4 separate regions of the Homo sapiens genome follow, and regions 1, 2 and 4 are each linked to region 3. A link is a contact called in ENCODE Hi-C or POLR2A ChIA-PET data. All regions are on one chromosome and are shown on one strand. Each heading gives the region's core, a stretch centred on a gene start or an enhancer-like site at or near the end of the contact. The rest is flanking DNA. Distances are from core to core; before and after follow the strand shown. Region 1 has its middle 20 kb from the start of PABPC4. Region 2 overlaps CAP1 (cyclase associated actin cytoskeleton regulatory protein 1). Region 3 holds the start of LINC02811 (long intergenic non-protein coding RNA 2811). Region 4 has its middle 41 kb from the start of MFSD2A.

Evidence for each region. A loop is a pair of places that touch in the nucleus more often than their neighbours do. ChIA-PET counts read pairs that join two places held with the same protein, here RNA polymerase II (POLR2A). Pooled maps may share reads with other maps.
Region 1: a loop to region 3 is called in a pooled map, with 2.5 times the contacts of the local background. The contact joins the enhancer-like site here to the promoter of LINC02811 in region 3. A Hi-C loop is called at or near these places in 5 of 168 maps with a recorded cell type or tissue (Calu3, IMR-90, MCF 10A and 2 more), 2 of 37 single-sample maps with no recorded cell type and 14 of 50 pooled maps. POLR2A ChIA-PET finds 5 or more read pairs at or near these places in 1 of 52 experiments (H1).
Region 2: a pooled map shows a loop between it and region 3 (3-fold over the local background). The contact joins the enhancer-like site here to the promoter of LINC02811 in region 3. A Hi-C loop is called at or near these places in 4 of 37 single-sample maps with no recorded cell type and 9 of 50 pooled maps. POLR2A ChIA-PET finds 5 or more read pairs at or near these places in 2 of 52 experiments (H1 and PC-9).
Region 4: a loop to region 3 is called in a pooled map, with 2.4 times the contacts of the local background. The contact joins the enhancer-like site here to the promoter of LINC02811 in region 3. A Hi-C loop is called at or near these places in 3 of 168 maps with a recorded cell type or tissue (HL-60/S4, K562 and right lobe of liver) and 2 of 50 pooled maps. POLR2A ChIA-PET finds 5 or more read pairs at or near these places in 3 of 52 experiments (H1, activated B cell and activated CD4-positive, alpha-beta T cell).

The regions. Positions count from the first base shown.
Region 1 is chr1:39,595,681-39,598,380 of GRCh38, reverse strand. No RefSeq gene overlaps it. Among named protein-coding and RNA genes, the nearest start is that of PABPC4, 20 kb to the right of the region's middle. RefSeq lists a silencer at 543-632. Within about 2 kb of position 1,293, at least 2 of the 41 ENCODE cell types and tissues checked have a DNase peak (open chromatin) inside an H3K27ac peak, as active enhancers do.
Region 2 is chr1:40,058,231-40,061,170 of GRCh38, reverse strand. CAP1 (cyclase associated actin cytoskeleton regulatory protein 1) reads right to left here. Exons shown (of 13, transcript NM_006367.4): 2 at 1,713-1,834; 3 at 1,001-1,104. The coding sequence starts at 1,824. Among named protein-coding and RNA genes, the nearest start is that of CAP1, 19 kb to the right of the region's middle. RefSeq lists enhancers at 1,847-1,896, 1,502-2,263. Within about 2 kb of position 1,595, at least 13 of the 41 ENCODE cell types and tissues checked have a DNase peak (open chromatin) inside an H3K27ac peak, as active enhancers do; they include PC-9, where a contact is called at or near this core.
Region 3 is chr1:39,816,185-39,818,884 of GRCh38, reverse strand. It overlaps LINC02811 (long intergenic non-protein coding RNA 2811), which reads left to right and starts at 1,425. Exons shown (of 4, transcript NR_186710.1): 1 at 1,425-1,636. RefSeq lists enhancers at 1,129-1,298, 1,147-2,142.
Region 4 is chr1:39,994,541-39,997,402 of GRCh38, reverse strand. No RefSeq gene overlaps it. Among named protein-coding and RNA genes, the nearest start is that of MFSD2A, 41 kb to the right of the region's middle. Within about 2 kb of position 1,327, at least 6 of the 41 ENCODE cell types and tissues checked have a DNase peak (open chromatin) inside an H3K27ac peak, as active enhancers do.

The DNA.
Region 1 (2,700 bases), core at 44-2,543, 220 kb after region 3:
GGCAACAAGAGCAAAACTCTGTCTCAAAAAAAAAAAAAAGAAAGAAAGAAATAAGCCAGTCACAAAAGGACAAATACTGTATGATTACACTCATGTGAAGAATCTAAAGCAGTCAAAATTATAGAAGCAGAAAGTGGAAAGGTGATTGCTGAGTGTGGAGGTGGGGGAGGGAGAATTCATGTTTAGTAGATACACAGTTTCAGTTTTGCAGCCAGAAAAAGTCCTAGATGTCTGTTTCACAAGCCTTTAAATACACTTAAGGCTACTGAACCTGCACTTAAAATGGGTCAGAGGGTAAACAATGTTATGTGTTTTTTCAAGTACATAGAAGTCATCATTTTAACCATTTTAAAGTATATAATTCAGTGTTTTTTCTGTTGTTTAGAAGCAACCCAAAAATGGTCATTGATGATGCAACAATAAAGAAAATGTGGTTTATTCACATAGGAGAATATTATACGACCTTGAAAAAGAAAGGAAAACCATCTTAGTGGTGGTTGCAGATGTTTTGCAACCACCACCACTGCCTAATTCTAGAACATTTTTATCACCCCAAAAAGGAGTCCCACACCCGTTAATCAGCCACTTGTATTCTGCTCTTCCCCGTTGGCAACCACTAATCTGCTTCTGTCTCTGTGGATTTGCCTATTCTGTATAAATGTAGTCATATAATACGTAGCCTTTTGCATCTAGCTTCTGTCACTTAAAATGTGTTCAAGGTTGATCACACAGGGTGTGGTGGCTCACGCCTGTAATCCCAGCACTTTGGGAGGCCTAAGCAGGCAGATTGCTTGAGCCCAGGAGTTCGAGACCTGCCTGGGTGACATGGCAAAACCTCATCTCTACAAAAAATACAAAAATTAGCCAGGTGTGGTGGTGCGTGCCTGTAGTCCCAGCTACTTGCGAGGCTAAGGTGGGAGGATGGCTTGAGCCCAGGAGGTAGAGGTGGTAGTGAGCAGAGATCGCACCACTGCACTGCAGCCTGGGTGACAGACCCAGAGCCTGTCTCAAAAAAAAAAAAAAAAAAAAAAAAGGGCCGATCCATGTTAGCATGGATTGGCACTTGATTTATTTTTATTGCTTAATAATATTTCATTATATGGATAGGCCACATTTTGTTTATCCATTTATCAGTTGATGGACGTTTGGATTGTTTCCATTTTTTTTTTTTTTTGGCTGTGAGGAATAATGCTTCCATTAACACACATTCTGTTTTGCTCATCGAAATAGATTGGAAGGAAACACATCAGATTAGTAGTAACAACTGCTCCTGGGATTGAAAGGAGGGGAGGAATTGGACTGGGCAGAGGAACAAAGGGAACTTCAGCTCTGTCTATGATGCTCTATTTGTTTTATATAAAAAAAAATCTGAAGCAAAAATGTTAACAGTTGCTTATTCTGAGTGGTAAGCACATGGGCGTTAGTTAAGTTCACCTCTGAGCTTTCTATATTTTAAATGTTTAAACTAAAACAATGCATACTCTGGACCTATGCCTTCCTATAGCATAAGGGGGTTGTGGGGTCCAGGATAAGCAAACATTGAAGTGTGGGGAGAGGCCAGGAGGAAGAGGCCAAGCCATGGCTAGGGGGCGCAGGCTTGAGGCCCTTTGAGACCCAAGGCAGAAACTCTGACCCCACCCGCATGGCTCTTCTGGGACCCTTCCCCTGCCCAGGAAGAGGTCCTAGATCTAATCTCCATGACTCCTCAAAGAAAAGCCAGCACAAGGTCCAAGCTGGGAGAGACTGTCCTGACCCCATGTCTCCTGCCTTCTCTGCGTGCTCTGAAAGGGGTCATCCACCCCAGTGTCCTTACTTTCCACCTTCCTCAATCTTCTGCTCAGGATCAGCTACATCATTTGTGAGGCCAGGTGCAAAATGACAGCGTGGAGCCCCTTGTTCGAAGGCTGATGCCGAGGCAATTCCTAACTCCACAGGGGCAGCCACAATCTGAGTGGTGTCAACATGCCAGGGACTGAGGCAGGAGCCACCAGGGTGAGTAACTGGGTGCATGCATCTGTTCGCACATGCTGCATTCAGATGAGTGCTTAGCACGTGCCTGGCCCGGCTGGGCCCTGAGCATAGAGGGTGAGCAAGACACAGTCCAGCTTTGAGAAGCTTACATTCTAGAGGGGGCATAGATGTAATCACAGACACACAAGAGATCATCACAAATGGCAGTAAGTGCTATGAAGAAAAAGTAGAAGGACCATGAGATAACGACGGCAGGGTCCCCTGATCACGAGACTCCCAGGGAGGGACACTGGAGCCACGATCTGAGGGCCATTATTTTAGCAAAAGATGGGAATATAGTGCAAGGGTGAGATTGGGAAGAGCATTCCAGAACGTTCCTGGCAGATGAGCATGTGACATCTTCAAGGACCTGCAAGACCAGTGTAGCTAGAGCCAGGGAGGGAGGGACAGACAGCCCCCGATGAAACTGAAGAGAGGTCTAATTTCCTGAGCCTTGTTCTAGTACCATCGATGGTGGCTCCTCTTGTACTATCATTTCTTTAATATTTTTCTTTAAATTGGCTCCCTTTATATCCTCCTAAGCAAGAATATTCATGAAATTAAAGAATGACATAACACTTCTATTTTTCTAATTCACAGGTGAAATTTTAAAATGTCCTTCCACATCCACCTAAAATTGTCCACCTTATCACCTCAGTTTGGAAAAGACTTTTGCCAGCTCCTTTCTTA
Region 2 (2,940 bases), core at 346-2,845, 240 kb before region 3:
TAAAAAAAAAAAAAGTACAGCAGAAGTAGTATAAATATCATCTTGTGAAACTTTTATCTCAGTTACGAATATGTTCTTTCTTTCTAAGGGTCATTCGCAGTCAAAAGAATTTAAGAAACATGAGACTGTAAGCACTATTAAAATACAAAAATTCAAAGAAAGCAATCTATTTTTTCTGGATTTGCATTTTTAAAATACAAATGATAAATGTTTTAAAGTTTTTTCAAATGTTACAGAACTGTATTAAGTAAAAATGCAAGCCTCCACACCCTTATTAAAGTCCCAGTCCCACTCTCTAGAGCTAAAACCATTGGCAACAGATGGTATTTGAGAGGCTCAAAATAGATTTTCCAAAAGCCAAGCAACCAGTCTTCGAGAAAGGTTTAGGTGAAGAAGTTCCCAAGCATGGTTACTGTTTATAATTCGGTGAGCTAGCAGGAAGGTTTTTGGGTCCCAAAAATAGAGGTAGAATGTATATGTGAGTGTGGGGTGGGGGTGGGGGGTGGTGGTGATGACGTAGGAGGCATAAAGGAAGGTGGGAGGAAAGGCACCTGTCATTGCCTACTTCATATTCTTGCTGTGGGTTAAGTGTGAAAATAACCCACATTAGCATAACTAATAACTATCAAGCATAGTTTTATAAATGCTAAGTCATGATAATGACTCCTTTAAATAAGCCACTGTAGGTTTGATTATGTAATATGTTGGGATCAAACTGGTGCATATTCTTCACTACAAAGATGAACAGAACCATATTTTATGTACCAAGCAAGCTTTCTGTATAAATACGTGATAAAAGCAAGGGGCCTAGAAAAAAATGAGGAATCGTTTCTGTGGCTAGACTGAACTCCTCAGTACAGGCAAAAGAGAAAGAACATGTGTAATGCCCCAAACCAAGAGGAACTTCTCAAGGAGCTCTTAAACCAAGGATGAGGACCTTGGCTGACTGAAGAAAGCTGTTAGTCCTTAAAAGAAGGGGAAAAAGGCAAAACATCCTTACATGTTTCTGCACGTCTCCCCCAATCTCTTTACTGATCTTCAAGTACTCTGCCACAGGACCAGCAAGCAGCGAGTCAAATGCCTGCACATATGGAGCTGCTCCTGCTAAAGACAAACACACCACAAAGAATCAGCCATGCATCAGAAGGAGGCTTCTTTAAAACGTGCTTCTACATGAAAGTGGGGAGGCAAGGTAATACAGTCAACAGGATACAGAACAGGAGTAAGGAAACCTGGGTTCCAGGTCCAGTATCACCACTAACTGGTTGTGTGACCCTGACTAAATTCCTTTTCCTCTCTGAGCTTAATTTTCTTTATCTATAAAATGAAAATAAACAAAATGATCCTCCAAGGTTTTTTTTAGTGCTAACATTCTATGTTCCAACTGGTGCATGTGCAAAATGTCCAATTTGCCAATTGTTTGGAGAGAGGAATTTTATTATCACTTGTCATTTGACTTACATTGGAGTCATTCTGCTAAAGAAAGAGCAGGAAATATTGCACAAGCAGGAAGTTCTTGTGTTAAAATAACTTAACCACAGGCCTCCCTGTACAAGTCATTTCCTCTCTTATCTGTTCACAGCAATACAAATTACAAAAGGTAAACTTTCTAGATTAAGTTTTGGGAAGTTAGCGCCAAAGGAGAGAATAATAGAAAATTTTCAGGCCAAGACGCTCAAAGAAAGCATTCTGCTGGGCTGTGGACTGCTTACCTTTTGAAGGACTGTCTGCATACCCACGGTGCATGTCAGAGGTATGAGATACTGCCTCCAGGCGGCCCACTGCCCTCTCCAATCTTTCTACCAGATTTTGCATGTCAGCCATAATGGACCACCTGCTGAAACAGATCAAATGTCATTTGTTATTTAAATATTAAATAGCACCTACAGAGAAAAAAACAGAAAATTCCTGGTCATCCCCAGGTGGATGAAGAGGATGCCAATTCTCAGGAACAGAATAATTTAATAAAATTAGATATCATCTGCAAAATGGAACAATACAAAAATATCAGATAAAAAAGTAGCATATTTACAAAATCAAAAGACCTCATTAAGCAAGAGAACTGCTCAGGAAAAGGTGTTCACTAAAGTAAATGCTTACTCATTCAAATACTCAATATTTACTATGATACTGTGTGTAGAAAGTTAGAATTTGCAAAGGATAGTCACATACATTATCTCAGTTTGAGCCTCCCGACAACTATTCAGGAATAGAAGGATGATTACTACACGCTTAGAGATAGAAAACTTAGTTTCAGTGAAGCTAAATGACTTGTCTAGTCACACGGCCAGTGAATAGAGAAGCCAGTACTCCATCATATCCTTATCTGATCCTTCTGGTTCTAAGTTCAGTGTGTTTTTTTCCTACAACATCCTGCTGCCTGCATGTGAAATATCCCAAACCAAGATGAATAGGATGTTTACTCTTCCCTCAATAATTTTTTTTTTTTCAGACAAAGTCTTACAATGTCACCCAGGCTGGAGTGCAGTGGCAGGATCTCAGCTCACTGCAAGCTCCACCCTGTTGGGTTCAAGGGATTCTCCTGCCTCCCAAGTAGCTAGGGTTATAGGTGTGCGCCACCATGCCCAGCTAATTTTTTGTAGTTTTAGTAGCGACAGGGTTTCACTGTGTTGGCTAGGATGGTCTTGAACTCTTGACCTCAAGTAATCCACCCGCCTTGGCCTCCCAAAGTGCTAGGATTACAGGCGTGAGCCACTGTGCCCGGCCTGCCCTCAGTAATTTATAGTCTAATGGGGAGACTTAACATATGCACTAACAACTATGAAACAAATAGAAAAAAATGTTAAGGTGACATAAGAAAGTTGCTGATAGAGAGGCATGAGATTTCAAAGAGGGGAGTAATATATCAGCTGGAAGGATCAGATAAGGATATGATGGAGAAGCTGCCATTTGAGCCAGCCTTCAAATGAAGATGAGAAA
Region 3 (2,700 bases), core at 176-2,675:
GGTAGCCCATGGCCAATTCCATCCCTCCTTCTCCTGAGCAACACCTGAGGGCCATGGGTTTGGGGAAAAGACCAGCTTGCTGCAACTCTTTCATTCAAATAGCAACTGGCCCTGGAGCTCCAGGCCAACATCAAGCCTTGCTCCACCCCTGCGCTTTAGGGACTGTTGCCATCAGGGCACTGCCAACCTATGTGGTGCTCATGATGACTCAGAAATAAGAACCTGTTTCCTCTAGGCTGATACAGCCCTGCTCCAGCCCCCAGCAGTGCCAAGTGGAGCAGGGTGTGGACTGGCCTTCAACCCCGCTCACCTCTCCTCTATATGGTCTTGTGCAGACCCATCCTGCACTGTCTTATGCAGGTGCAATGCCTGTTAGGATAATCCCAAACATGACCCTGGGCCCCTGATCCCCAGGCCAAACCCCACCCCCTGACCTGGATATTCCCTGGGCTGACAAAAGGAGTTCGGCCAGGGAAGGCTCCTCTTCACTGGCCCAAACCAGCTTCAGACAGCGGGGCAAGGATGTAGGAGCCTTCTTCCCAGCAGAACCCCCGGCCCTGGAGTGGCCCCAGATGAGGCAGCTCCCATCTGTGTGGGTAGCCCTGAGGCTATCCTGAGGGCAGGATGCTGTGCAGGGGAGGAACGGACCTCCATTATGTGATTCTGGGTGGAAGGTAAACAAACCCTGGTTAGGCAGAGGTGGCACAAGCCCACAGCCTTGGGCTCAGCCTTCTGTCTCCCGAGCTCACTGCTCAGTGCCCAGTCCCAGGAAGCCCACAGGCTCTAGGCCTAGCCTGCCTCAATTTCCATTTGTTCCGCCCCCTCATGCACCTCAGGGCCCAGGGTGGCACCAGTGCCCACCACAGAACCAGGCTCAGAGCACATGTGGCACAAATGCTCATGGGATGAATGACGGACTAAAAGAATCATCCAGGCTGGGTGGGCATGGTGGCTCACGCCTGTAATCCCAGCACTTTGGGAGGCCAAGGCAGGAGGACTTGAGTCCAGGAGTTCAAGACCAGCCTGGGCAACATAGCAAGACCCTATCTCTACAAAAAAATTAAAAATCAGCCAGGTGTGGTGGTGCATGCTTGTAGTCCAGATACTTGGGAAGCTGAGCCCAAGAGGTCAAGTCTGCAGGGAGCCATGATTGCACCACCGCACTCCAGCTTGGGCGACAGAGCAAGACCCTGTCTATAAAAAAGAATCATCCAAAGGAAGAGGGCGCTCCTGAGGCAGGTGTGGGCATGGGCACCGTAGCCCGTAGCCGCAGCTCCTCCACTCCTGGCTTGGGCCTCTAAGCCTCACTTCCTCTCCCGTAGAACACTCATGAGACACACCTGCCTCGTGTGGGCCTGGGCAGCTTGCTGTTACTAATAAAACAGCAGCAACACAGGACAGCTTCACTTCCTGAAACTCCCTCTGTCACGTGCTTTGCATGAATCCTCACACCGTCTCACCAGGGGCGCTCTCCCAGTTTCACCAGTGACTTGGTGACAACCAGCATCGCTCACGAAGCGTCAGCCGTATCCTTTCTGTGTGCAGTGGGGTGTGGGTTGTGTGGAGCCGCGGTGTCTGTGGAATTCACAGGCTGGGGCCGGAATCCATGGCCCCCGTCGCCGCTGCCACCCCCCAGGTGCTGGGGTGACCTGATCCAGGGTTGGGGTCTAAGCTGCTGGGGGGTTGGAGTCTTGGGCTCTGGCCCACGTCCGCCTCTGATTGGTTCTACCACCTGAGCTGGTCACTGTCCCTCCATGGGCCTCAGCTTACCCTATGGTAAAGTGAGAACTAGGGGGTCAGACTCCTTGATCACCAAGATCTCTGACCACAGCCAAGGCTAAGGGAAGCGCAGGAAAACGTGGGTCCCGTTCAAATTCCCGGCCTCTCTCTGCCCCCTGGTGGACACAAACAGCCTAGCATCTCGGGGGAGATGACGGTGGGAACCAAGTGGTTCCCAGGGACTTGAGGACTGGCTTGTGACCTCTGCTAAGACTCTCACCGCTGAGTCACAGTCCCCATCTGTTAGATGGGGGTGACAATAGAACCAACACTATTAGGATGTTTTGAGGATTAAGTGCTGTGACAAATGGGAAACACTTGCTACTGAGCCACGCACATACAAAGTGTCCAATAAATGTTAGTCATCACTCTCACCCCGCCTTCTCCCTAACCTCTATATCCCATCAGTCACCAAGTGCTGCTGCTTCTTGCCCCTCTCGCACCCCCTGCATCCCTAGATGACGTCACATCATCTCCCTCCTGGATTCCTCCAAGGTTCACCACCTTCTCCCCAACCCCTCCAGCCATCCTGTGCCCCCACTCAGGGACCTCAGCTGTCCACTCCACAAGCCCAGACCTGAAAATGCCCCACTGTAGTCAGTTGTCCAAGTGCTTCAGCCCTGTCCTCAGGGACCCTGCCCCACCCCCATTCAGCCTTGGTCACCCTGAGCCTTTCTGTTCCCTGTATTCTGACCACACTCAGCTCCCAGCACCCTCTACTCAGGCCCAGTGCCTGCCTCCCAGGCAAGTCCAATTAAGGGATGCCTGATTAGTCTTTGCTTCCTTCCTCCTCCCCTAGCTCTGCAGGAGCCCAGAACCTCCCTAGGCCTCAGTTTCCTTATCTGCCAAATTGGACTGCAGGAGGATGAAAAGAGAGAATATGCTGAAGTACCTAGCCTAGAGTAGCCACTCCACAGAGGC
Region 4 (2,862 bases), core at 78-2,577, 180 kb before region 3:
ATCCCAGCACTTTGGGAGGCCGAGGCAAGCGGATCACCTGAGAGGTCAGGAGTTCAAGACCAGCCTAGCCAACATGGTGAAACCCCGTCTCTGGTAAAAATACAAAAATTAGCTGGCTGTGGTGGCGTGCACCTGTAATCCCAGCTACTTGGGAGGCTGAGGCAGGAGAATCTCTTGAACCCAAGAGGCAGAGGCTGCAGTGAGCCAAGATTGCACCACTGCACTCCAGCCTGGGTGACAGAGCGAGACTCCATCTCAAAAGAAAAAGAAAAAAAAAATCACATAACTGAGGAGGTTCCCAGGCAAGTTGCATGGTTGAATAAAGCCAACGTTTTTTTCCTTAGGTTTTTATAGCTGTATCATATGTATTACAGAGGATGGATTCCATTAAATATAAGACCCTACATGATGGATTCAAATATTCAAGTTGGAGGTTCAGAACTGGAGAGAGCAAAATTGCTCAGCATAATAGAGGAAAACCACTTTGGGGTACAGAGGGCAGTTCTAGAGGAAAGAGGAAATGGGAAGGGGAGAGAATGAAGCCAGGAACATTTTAAAAGATACAGAGTTAAAGGTTAGTGAGAAACCCTTAGAATAGTAGGACAACTGAAAAAAAAATTAAGATTGGAGTTGATCCTTATGCAAAGTTTAAGTGTACATCACTTCAATTTAAACACTTCCTTCATCATCTCCCTGTACTCCACCTCCAAATCTTTCATAATACATGCTACCCATATGAATGCTTAGTATGAGTAGTATTTGTACAACTTGGAGAAAGCAATGAGATCATATGTGTGGAATCCCAAAAGAAGAGGGATCATGTGAGAATGGAATCCATGGGAGTTCATGGGATCCTTGAAGAGTCTGTGGGTTTCCTTCATGGGGTCTGGGATTGGAGGTTAGAGGCAATTTTAAGTAATCTCAGAGGGTAGAGAGCTGGGCTACACATAAAACCTGTGTGCTTGGTCTCTCCTCTTCTCATTCTACAAGGCATGTCTGGAGATGGGGAGAGTCCTGGGCATTGCCCTTGTTCCATCTCCCTTTGGATCTATGCCTGTTGGCAGATGTTCCTCTGCAGCCCACTGATTTGCAATGAGGCCTGCCACTCAGGCCATGGAGCATAGCCTTGGGAGTCATGCAGTGCTCATGGTGCCTGGCCAACACTCCTCTCATCAAACTGTGAGCTGCGCCACTCAGAGAGGGGGCACCTGTTTATAACTTGCACCAAGGGGCCCTGTGGGGTAGAGGTAGCCCTGCTGCCTCCAGCTGTCAGAACAGGAAGGGGAACTTACCCCTCCCACACCAGTCCTTTATAACACCTCCTCACCTACCTTCCCCTGGAGGTTTACACAGTTCTCCACACTTGGGTTTTACAAATTGTTCCTGCCCTAGTGACCTCACTCCCTCTACCCTTGTAATTTGCAAAGCTGCCTCCCTCGCCATGGAGTTAGGACTTCTCTTTGCAACACAGAACAAGTTGTATTTATTTTTTTTGATCCTTGGCTTTTCAAAACTGTGCTCCCTTAGGCCTGCTGGGGATAATAAGCAAGCCTATTGAAGAGTCAGGTACCTCTTAAATGGCTTCTCCCTTTTCTACACAAAGACATAAAGGCACTGCCAAAGCTTTGAAACTAAACCTAGACTCCTGCAGTCTGTGCTTGTGTGTATTACATAAAAAGGAGCCTAGAGAAAGGGAGAAAGAAGGGGACACAGAGTGAGGTTTTCTTTTTATTGTATTTATTTATTTATTTAATTTTTGAGACAGAGTCTCACTCTGTTGCCCAGGCTGGGGTGCAGTGGCACGATCTCGGCTCACCACAGCCTCTGCCTCCCGGGTTCAAGTGATTCTCCTGACTCAGCCTCCTGAGTAGCTGGGAATATAGGCTCACACCACCATGCCCGGCTAATTTTTGTATTTTTAGTAGAGACGGGGGTTTCACTATGTTGGCCAGGCTGGTCTCGAACTCCTGACCTCATGATCCACCCACCTCGGCCTCCCAAAGTGCTGGGATTACAGTCATGAGCCACTGTGCCCAGCCAAGAGTGTGGTTTTCTTTTTCTAGTTGCAATTGTTTGCATTTTCTGATTCTTCCGAAATCAGTACACAGAGACTCAGGGAGGTTATATAAATTGCCTGAAGTCACACAGCCGGTACCTTGTGAACTGTAAGTTAATCCCAGGACTTCAGGCTGCTAGTATGGTAGAGCATTTCTGCTATAGCTGAGCTAGCCACCGAGCCTGGAGTAGAAAGATGTTTTCCCTTCAGGAGAGACATATTACTGTCCCTCAGCGGGTGAAAACAATGGTATAGGACCTAAATACTTCTACGATCAAACAGAGTTAAAATACCCAAAACACCCACCTCCTGAGGTGTCTGCCCGCTTCACTCCCAGGTGGGCAGTCCTACATACCAAGTGTGTGTTTGATGACTCTGCCACAGGGATTGGACCAGCAATATCACTCTCACTCTTGTGATGTCTCTCTCTCTCTCTCTCTCTCACACACACACACACACACACACACACACACACACAAATCTGTAATTAGAATCAGGAGTATCCAATTCAATCTGGGAAGGTTGAACGGAGGAGATACATACTTGGGAGCTGTGGGCTGGCCTCTTCTACCTGCCATGTGGAACGAGCAGCTGAGCGGTGGTGTGCAGACAGAGGAAGAGCCACTTATGAGAGGAGGAAATACAACGGGATTCCTGATATCTTTAGTTCCCGGTCCCACTGGGTTTCTACTTCATTTGGGGAGTCACAGAACTTGGAATAGAGAGCAATACATCCCAAATCAGTCATTTCCAAACTATAAGTCAATACCAATTTATCACATGTTTTCATGTAACAAGAGGCCATA